Regions from separate parts of the Homo sapiens genome. Here all the other regions are linked to region 3. A link is a contact called in ENCODE Hi-C or POLR2A ChIA-PET data. All regions are on one chromosome and are shown on one strand. Each heading gives the region's core, a stretch centred on a gene start or an enhancer-like site at or near the end of the contact. The rest is flanking DNA. Distances are from core to core; before and after follow the strand shown.

Region 1 (3,116 bases), core at 508-3,007, 110 kb after region 3:
AGCTTTCTGTGACCTGTGAGTCGTCTCAGGGAAATAGAAGGGGAATCCATGAAAGAGGCAGCAAGAGTCTCAGAACATTATGAGCCCAGAGGACAGAGCAGAGTTCACGTGGACAGAGGCTGGATTCTGCGGGAAACCAGACCTGGAGACAACAGCAGAGATGAAATCTTGTCTCCTTCAGAAGTTTAGGCACATTGTCAGCCCTCAGGCAATATTCACTGAATTGATTTATTCAAAAATCAGAATGATTTGACGTTGGGCTAAATGGGAGAGACATGACAAGTGACAGGGAAAGACAGGATGGAAAGGACATGGTGTCTCCACCACGTTGTACTTCCTCTACCCAGAACTCTACTCTGTCATCTGGAGTCCTAGAAAGATTTAGATGTAGCCACCCCATTCCCCCCATCCCTGCCCAGCCTCGTGTTCGTCCATACTTTGCAAATTTGCAAGCACCCGCAACAGCCTGCTTTGCCGCCCATGATACAGCATATATTTAATATAGTTGGGGTTCAAACTAATGCTCTACTGGGAGCTCCCTAGGAAAACTCTAGAGCCAGGTCCCTGGGGAGAAGTGGACCCTGGAGGCGTGGGGATGGGGTGAACGCCTGGGTGGAATATCTGAGCAAACCTACTCTGCCTTTCTGTCCAATCATACGGTAGAAAGCATACCTTCCAGGTACAGTATCAACCCCTCCGTCAGGGTTAGACACCACCTTTTCTCCTGGCTGCTGAGGAAAACATCTCAACCTATGAGATGTCTCCACTGCTCCAAGAAAATGAGTATTTAGGGGAAAGATTAAATGCCCATATACTTGAATCTATAGTGACCCTACCCCTAAATTATACTAGTAACTGTTTATCTGTCTCTGCTTTGCCTGTGGATATTAAGGCAGATGAGACAAAAAGTCTTCTTTTGCCAACCAAAGCTAACAGTTTGCGAGCTTTAGGGGGACCCCAAAGGGGACCAGTTTCTGTAATACAGTTGATGCCTTCTGTCTGTGTTCTGTCAGGATTCCCTCACATTTTAGCCAACCTGGAAACTAGGGAAGAAAAAGTAACAGGTTCCAGTCCTAGAACTCTGTGGAAGAAATCAACCTGCCCTTTCTCGTGGGGGTAAACACATGTGATCCAAAAGATAGTGACAGGAACACTGTTATATTTTCCGGGTCTTAATGATTTGGAAGGGGAATACTGTCCCCTCTCCTAGGCCAGTCCAAATTTCACAACCCATCCGGAAAACAAAAGGCTGAAGACAGAAAAAGAAGACATTTACTATTCCACTTCTTCCTTTTACATCAGTGAGAGAAAGGGCCTTGGGAGAAAGATGGCACAGAGAGAAACAAAAGAAAGAAAGAAAGAAAACCAAAAATCTCTGCTTTCTCAAAAATCCCTGGTCTGCCTATCTAGGCTGGGAGAGACCCCGAGGGCAGCCTGTCTCTCCTGCAGCCTTTGCAGTCAGCGACAGGCATCATGAAATTAATTTGAAATAAACAATGACAAAGCAGGAAGCTCAACGGGTCCCTGAGTTGCTTTGGGCCCCCACTCCTCCCCGAAGCCCCTGGGCTGTTTAACAAAGCCGTGGGTCCGCCTACCCCAAGCACTTTTTGTGACGTCACAGCTCCGAGGACCATCCGGGGGCTTTACTCTCGCGGAAGCCCAAAAGTTGGGGTTTGACCTCATGACCTTGGCCTTCCCGGGGGGCGGGAGGCCCTCGGGACAGGACGCGCTGTCCCCGGAGTCCGGAGCTCAGGCCAGTGGCAGTCGACCCAGCCCCCGAGACTCCCTCACGCCGCTCCAAAACCAAAACGGAGCCCAACACGAAGCTGGGTGAAGCCGTAGCTTGCAGGAGCCAGGGAGATGCGCTCTGCCCGGGACTTCCCGGGTCCTGTTGAGACGGAAAGGATCGCAGGGAAGACAGGATAATTGGTCTTTAACTCTGACCGTTACCTTCGAAATTGCACCTTACAAGCATGTCCTCTATTTCCGTGGCTTGATGGGGACACTTTCTCTGATTAAGATCCGGAATAATCACCCACCCAATGGGATCTCTTAGAGGGAAGCGCTGGTTAGAATCCCTCCAGGCTGAGATGCAATCATCGCCATTGAGCCTGCCCTCCCCTAGGGAAACCCCACAAAACCATCCTGAGAATCTCAGCCCTCTTTGGTCGGTACCTGAGACTGCATAGACCTAAACTGAAAGGTGATCGAAGGGGAGGAGCAGTTGCTCGTGCGGAGGAAGCTCTTGGGGCCGAAGTGGCCCCGGCCGAGTATGTCGCAAAGGAGGCACCACTGCGTTGAGCGCTTACTGTATCTTTACTTTTAAATCACCAAGGCAAAATCACCTTCAGCTAAAAATGCCTGAAAGACTTTTTAAAATAGTGGGAGTGGGCGTTAGGGGGAAGAGATGGCCTAGGAAATTTTCCGCAGGGCGTTCTAGGGATGAGTTGAGGGAAGCCGCATGACGCGCGGCTCCCCGGTGCCACAGCTAAGGACAGATATTTTCGCAAAACCCAGAATGAAAAAAGAGCACGCTCCCTTTGGGAGCGCTGTCCCTTTGGGACTGGGGCCTTCCACTCCCACCCCTCCTTTTTCCCTGATCGGCTCCGCAGCTCCACGACAAGCCAGCTGGTCTGGTCTCTGACTTGGGCTCCGGTCCGTACCCCCGGGGCGCCCTGCTGTGTTACAGCCGCCCGACGCCCCCAGACCCGGCCAGGTCACCAGGGCAGATTGGAGGTTCGCGCCCCCTCACCCGACACCTCCCGTCCACCTCATCTTTCTTTTTTTCGAAAACAGGAAAGGGAAGAAAACTGAAACGGGCCTCTTGGTCTGCAGTTTTAGCGGAGTCGGGATTCCACAGCCCTGAGTGGCACATGCCGGTCAACTTCCCAAAGTCGGGCTCCCGTGTGGGGAGAAATACACACGCAGGAATGCACAAGCATCGCGTGTTCGCAACTGTCGCTGGGAGGTCTGGCGGCTGTGATGGGACATGCACTCACTCGGGCAACACGTCCACAGGTGACATCTATTCGATCAGTCAACAGATATTTATTGCGCACCTACGACGCTATCTGGTACTTTCCTTTTCCCCTTAGCTGTTGCTGTCCAGCCCAGCG
Region 2 (3,320 bases), core at 550-3,049, 65 kb before region 3:
AGTGCAATGGCGTAATCTTGGCTCACTGCTCCCTCTGCCTCCTAGGTTCAAGCAATTCTCCTGCCTCAGCCTCCTGAGTAGCTGGGATTACAGGCACGCAACACCATGCCTGGCTAATTTTTGTATTTTTAGTAGAGACTGGGTTTCACCATGTTGGTCAGGCTGGTCTCGAACTCCTGACCTCATGATCCGCCTACCTCGGCCTCCCAAAGTGCTGGGATTACAGGTGTGAGCCACCATGCCTGGCCAGAAATTGTTAAACAACAGAGGAAGTACAATGAAGATCAAAATGACCCTCAAATTTTTTAAACTAGAGACCTTTATGCCTTGGATCACTTTAGAACAAACTAAAGAATTTCTCATGAAAACACCATTGCTTTCTTTCTTTGTGTAGATAGAGAAAGGAAGTGGGTTTCTCTTTTCCTCCTTGCCTGGCCAAATAGAATAAGCCAATTCTGATGGCCAAATCATTTTGAAAGAGGAGGATTTTAAGTTCTTAGAGCTTACAACTTCACTTCCCATCTTGAGGCTGGTTCAGCATCTAGGAAGCTTGTAAATATAGTCTGCTGACTTGTCTGTAAGCAAAGCTCTTTAGTGCTGGATCTCACTGAAAGAATGGAGGGAGCCCCTCAAAGTCATATTCCCATAGCCACTGGACTTTATCTTCCTATCCAAGGGGACCTAGGAATAGAAGTCTCATGTTGGCAAATTCAAATATTCCACGTGGGCTAATTAAGTGCCTGCTGTGGTCAACAACTGAAGAATGTTACCAGAAAGCCTAAATGGTTATTATCCTATTTTGAAGCCTTCTCACTCCCTGGCCAAAAGTTAAAATAACTGGCTAAAGAACCAGGAACTTCTCCTAAAGAGGCATCCAAAGGGAAAGTCAAATAGCTCATAAAATCCTACTCCAGTCTGTAAAACAGCGAAAGAGACACTTAGCATTGGGTGTTGTTTCCTTGGTTCTCTTTATTTTATGAGGTCTCAATAAGTTTCCTGGGGCTGCTGTAAAAAAGATTTCTTTATAGTGGTTTGTAGGCTACATTCCCCCACCCACCCTCACACACACACCCTCATTCCCGCCTCCTCTCCACACCTCCTCTCCACACCTCCTCTCCCTTTGTTTGATTTATAAAACTTTTTCCATGTCCTGTGTCCTTTTTCCATGCTCTGTCAACTGACCCTTTTGCTCAAAAGGCTTCTTTCCTCTCCAGGGCAGTGTTCACTGCTGATTGGGCCTGTCACAGTCCAAATTACAGGCTCACTGAGGCTCTCTGTTTAGACTTTTATTAACAAATGCAATATGCCAGTAATTCCTCAGAATTATCTGAAGTGGACGCTGTGGCTCTCTGTTTAGATTTTTATTAACAAATGAAATATGCCAGTAATTCCTCAGAATTATCTGAAGTGGACGCTGTGGCTCTCTGTTTAGATTTTTATTAACAAATGAAATATGCCAGTAATTCCTCAGAATTATCTGAAGTGGACGCTGTGATGTGCCGTTCAGACCTCCCTTCAGGAATGGAAACTTGATTTCTTCAGTTGCAGTTTGTGCTGGGATGGACCTCAGCTGTCAGCCTTCTTCCAGAAGTGCCCCCACTGGAGAAAGCTGCCTCACTGAAGGTTGTGCCTTCTCCCAAAGCAGCTCATACCGGCAACTCATCAACATGAAGTTCAAAGGCCCAACCTCCTCCCCACTAGCCCTGGACAATTCAGATGGCAATTCTAGCTCCAGAGCTTCCTGCGGTTACTTCTGCATTGCAGCCCAGCATTTCCTTCTGCCCAGTCGTCCTCACTTCCCCTTTTGGTCACAAGATGCTGATCCCAGGAGCTCTCTGTCATGCCTGTCCTGCACTCTGATCTCTGTCTTGGAGTCTGCTTCCCAAGGAACTCAGCCAGTGACAACTGGTGCCAAGAATGGGCTGAGATAGCAGACACTAAGATGAGACTTTGGAACTTGATCCCCTTTCACCCAACTGGCAGTGAGGACCCCTTCACTGGTGACAGGTGAAGCACAGGTAGCCCTGGCACATGGAGCAGAGCGATTTTTGAACTTTCACCACTGGTGGACTGGGGTGGTGTAGCGGTGGAAGGGACTATGCCAGCCAATGCAATGTATGAGGCCTTTAAAAAGGGACAACCATAGGACAGTAGAATTGGGTGGCCATTGCTCTACTTGACTGACACTCCAGAAAACAACAACAACAACAACAAAAACTGAGTGTGATGAATCAGCAATTCAAAGCTAAGTGGGAAAACCAGAGGACTTCCTTGGTCACATCAAAAGATGCTCTCATTCTCTCTAGAAGAAGGTAAAGAAAGCAGAACACCAGGCCAAAGACGGTTAATTCCCAACCAAGTCAGAGTGGCTATGCCAAGGCCATGGCCCCAGCCCCTGTTGGAAAGAATGGGGCCTCAACTCATAAGATGAGGACATCTGGGTTGATGATACTCACAAATCTTGGATGCCCAGGTTCCCCTGAACCCTTTGAACTTGAAGAAGTTGTTCACTCTTCCCAATGGGCTAATGCCTTCCCTTGCTTAAATGCAATTCCCAGGCCTTTTTCCTGCAAGACAGCATGTGTAATATTCAGGATCTGTTCCCCCCTCCTGTCCTGGTTAGTGGGTTAATAACTAGGGTAGAGTCACAGCACAACCCAGCCAGAGATGTACTGAACCTGCTGAGGGAGGAAAAGGACTATACGCTAAAGGCATTCTAGGACCTCATCAATATCTCCAGGCAAGAGTTAAAAGAGGACTTCTGGGACAGGAAGATGAGTGCTAGAATAAGGGAGCAGAACATAAATTTAGATAAAAGAGAGTTGTGGCGTTTTGTTTTTATATAGAGATGGTGATATGGTTTCGCTGTGTGCCCACCCAAATCTCATCTGGAATTCCCACATGTTGTGGGAGGGACCCGGTGGGAGGTAATTGAATCATGGGGGCTGGTCTTTCCCATGCTGATCTCATAATAGTAAATAAGTCTCACAAGATCTGATGGTTATACAAGGAGCAGTTTCCCTGCACAAGCTCTCTCTCTTTGCCTTTTGCCATCTGTGTAAGATATGACTTGTTCTTTCCCTTCTGCCATGATTGTGGGGCTTCCCAAGCCACATGGAACTGTAAGTCCAATTAAACTTCTTTATTTTGTACATTTCACAGTCTCAGGTATGTCTTTATCAGCAGCATGAAAATTGACTAATACAGTAAATTGGTACCAGTACAGTGGGGTGTTGTTGAAAAGATACCCAAAAATGTGGAGGCGACTTTGGAACTGGGTAACAGGCAGAGGTTGGAACAGTTTGGAGGGCTCAAAGACA
Region 3 (3,347 bases), core at 400-2,899:
AAATTGAACCAGCATTTGACCCAGCAATCCCATTACTGGGTATATACCCAAAGGAATATAAATCATTCTGTTATAAAGACATCACTATTCACAATAGCAAAGACATGGAATCAACATAAATGCCCACCAAAGACAGACTGGATAAAGAAACAGTGGTATGTATACACAATGGAATACAGCACAGCCATAAAAACGAATGAGATCATGCCCTTTGCAGGGACATGGATAGAACTGGAGGTCGTTATCCTTAGCAAACTAACACAGGAACAGAAAACCAAATGCTGCGTGTTCTCATTTATAAGTGGGAGCTAAATGATGAGAACACATGGACACAGAAGAATAAAACTCACTGGAGCCTTTTGGAGGGTGGAGAGTGGGAGGAGGGAGAGGATCAGGAAAGATGACCAAAGGGTACAAGGCTTAATACCTTGGTCATAAAATAATTTGTACCACAAACCCCCATGTGTCAAATTCATCCATGAAACAAGCCTGCACTTGCACCCCTGAACTTAAAGGTTAAAAAATGTATATATAATTACACCAAGAAATAGTAACGATGCATAATTTAACAATGCATAGATTTCCAAATATTTTCACAAATATGAATTCATAGTCCTCACATCAAACCTGTAATTAATGGCCACCATTGAGGTCCTGTGATGTTCTAAGCATCATGTTTGCATTGTTTCATCTTCCATCTAGAGTAAGAGGCTCAGAGAAGTCAAGGCCATTTAACCAGCAAGTGAAAGAGATATGATTCTAAGACACGGTTGTTCAGTGGTGATGGTGGTGGTGATTTTTGTGGGTTTTTTGCTTTTGTATTTGTTTTGTAAGCTCTAAATCTGGCACTTTGCCTTTTTCTGTAATATAGGAGTCAAAAAGGAAAGGAAAGGAGGATGAAACCCTAGAGGTCTCTAGGTGATGAATCGATTTTAGGCTTTCAAAAAAGCTGTATTAGCATCGCGTTCATTCCCATCTCTCCAAGGCTTTGGAAAACATCCTTTTCAGTAAGGAATCAAAATCAAGTCCCCTAAATAAAGCACTGGTAGTATGAAACACTGAGACATATTTTTAGTCTCACTGTGTCCGTTTTGTAGCAGCATAACATATGTGTTGAGCAAAAATATACACAATATTTAAAAACAACAAAACAATCACCATTATTCTCGCCATCTGATGGCCAGTCGCTGTGATGATTTGTTCTTTAGGTCAGCTTCTGTGTGCCATCATCTAAAGAGCAAACTGCTTCACATACCTACCCTACCTTCCCTCCTACCCTGAGTGCAGATGCTCACCTACCCTCATCTTTCCTGCAGAATGACTATGGACAGATATCCCTAAATCACAGACTCGCTAAACAAGGAGCCTCAGAGCAGACCTCTGCAGGGCTGATCTTAATCCTTTCCAGACAAATGAGATATGATTTCAAAAAATATTCAGGAAATGTGAATTCTCTTCCTACCTTGGTGACTTGTGTTGAAGTTTTACGTATATAATCAGAAAAACTTCGCTTATTATTACTGTCAGGTTCATCCTGCTGCAATTTCACCTCCTTAAAAAAAGTGGTGTCCAATTGTATGGAAACCCTTTGAACATAAAAATGAATTTGTAAACAAACATACTGAGCCGTGGTAGTTAACTCACAGAATAAAGCCATAGTCTGCGAAAGAACAAAGTGTAGGGAGTCTTTTAATGACTCATCCTAATATGTTTAAAATATGATTCAGTACAGAAATATTTGTGATATAGAAGACATAATAGGGGCACAATTATTGAATCAGTTTCGAGACTTGGGCACATCTGAATATATGTAGACAATGCCTTCTTCGTGTCAGTTTCATGTATCTGTCCCTATCACATGTTGTGCCAGCAAATGAAATTTCCTAGCTATATCCACATTGATGAAGCTTTGCTGTCTGTATGAATCTGCATCTGCCCATGAATGAGTCCATTTCAAGCACATGTACGTGTCTGTGCATGGGTAGAAAGATAAGCTTAGCAATTGTGTGATTTGTTTCTGCTTAGGCAGTAAGTTACTAATCTCCTGATTGGAACCAGATTTGTATGAATTAGGGGTTGAAATTGGAACAGTCACTGCTGTGTGCAGGATGTAAAGTGAATAAAATGAATGGAGTATTAACCTTCAACCACTGAATATTAATCAGCTTTTCATAAGAAAGAAAACACAGAGCTTGCCACACTAAATATTTTCAGCGCTTATTGACAGGATATGATTTCTTTTCTCTCTCAGCCCTGTTACTTCCAGTCAAGGGCCTGAAAATACCGGACAATAGTCAACTTGACACAGATTAATATATGATTTGAAAAACCCCAGGTACTGAGGGTGGGTAGGATTCTGAATGTGTCAAATCTGATGAAATGATATGCCTTTATCAAAAGTGAGCCTGTCTTCCAGTCACTCCTGCAAACACTCCTTTGGGCCAAACTAAGCCCAAAGGGAATTCACAGAAAGACCGTGGATGGGAAACCTTGATGACCACAAAACAAACATGTAAGAAGAATATATTTTCCATTGCCATAGAAAGGACTTGCAATTAGGAAGTGATTCTGTTTGGGTATTTGGATGAGACCTACATCCATTCCAAGGGGAATTAAGAAAAGAGTCATGTAATAATGGAATCTGAGTGAAAATAAAACTTGTAATATTGCAGTTACTTGTGCAATACTTATGTAATATTGCAATTGCTTTTGTTCAAGAATGCAAAGTCTTGTATTTATGTCCATATAATAACATGGCATATATTATATAGACTTTGACATATATATATATATATATATATATATATATATATATATATATAGAGAGAGAGAGAGAGAGAGAGAGAGATAGAGAGAGAGAGAGAGAGACAGAAATATGTCTCTGTAGGTAGAAATATGGACAAATAGAAATATACATAAAGTATATCTTTATGCATGTTTTATGTATGTTATATCATCAAAGAAGGCAGTAAATTTTTGCTCCTGCAGATATTTTGAAGCAGCAGATATTATATGCTAACATTATCTGTATCTATAAAGCTACTTGCACAATACTACAAAGAGTACATTTCATGTGGCTAGGATTAAATTGTAATTGAATTCAACTTTTAAAACTAAGAAAGGGAAAAGGGAGAAGAAAAGGATTTCTTCTATACCCAGCTCATGCAAATTGTTTTCAAATATTTTCTCAAATGTTTAAGAAATTCAGTTTTTTCTTAAACTGAATTTTTATTTAAAAAGCTATACTTTTTAAAAGCTATTTTAAAAGCTATACTTCAAATGAAGACAATGTATGTTTCAATAGCATTTTATTATTTATAAATCAGGAGGTACTTCTCAACCTCAAA

Evidence for each region. Hi-C counts contacts between places; a loop is a spot of excess contacts on that map. ChIA-PET counts read pairs that join two places held with the same protein, here RNA polymerase II (POLR2A). Pooled maps may share reads with other maps.
Region 1: a map of CD4-positive, alpha-beta memory T cell shows a loop between it and region 3 (7-fold over the local background). The contact joins the promoter of SOX9-AS1 here to the enhancer-like site in region 3. A Hi-C loop is called at or near these places in 2 of 168 maps with a recorded cell type or tissue (CD4-positive, alpha-beta memory T cell and GM12878), 21 of 37 single-sample maps with no recorded cell type and 9 of 50 pooled maps. POLR2A ChIA-PET finds 5 or more read pairs at or near these places in 2 of 52 experiments (GM10248 and PC-9).
Region 2: a map of Ramos shows a loop between it and region 3 (3-fold over the local background). The contact joins two enhancer-like sites. A Hi-C loop is called at or near these places in 4 of 168 maps with a recorded cell type or tissue (Ramos, esophagus squamous epithelium, heart left ventricle and 1 more), 1 of 37 single-sample maps with no recorded cell type and 3 of 50 pooled maps. POLR2A ChIA-PET finds 5 or more read pairs at or near these places in 2 of 52 experiments (A549 and WTC11).

Annotation. Positions count from the first base shown.
Region 1 is chr17:72,114,259-72,117,374 of GRCh38, forward strand. It overlaps SOX9-AS1 (SOX9 antisense RNA 1), which reads right to left and starts at 1,758. Exons shown (of 7, transcript NR_103738.1): 1 at 1,596-1,758; 2 at 1-142.
Region 2 is chr17:71,941,057-71,944,376 of GRCh38, forward strand. No RefSeq gene overlaps it. Among named protein-coding and RNA genes, the nearest start is that of ROCR, 83 kb to the right of the region's middle. Within about 2 kb of position 1,800, at least 2 of the 41 ENCODE cell types and tissues checked have a DNase peak (open chromatin) inside an H3K27ac peak, as active enhancers do.
Region 3 is chr17:72,006,687-72,010,033 of GRCh38, forward strand. No RefSeq gene overlaps it. Among named protein-coding and RNA genes, the nearest start is that of ROCR, 18 kb to the right of the region's middle. Within about 2 kb of position 1,650, at least 2 of the 41 ENCODE cell types and tissues checked have a DNase peak (open chromatin) inside an H3K27ac peak, as active enhancers do.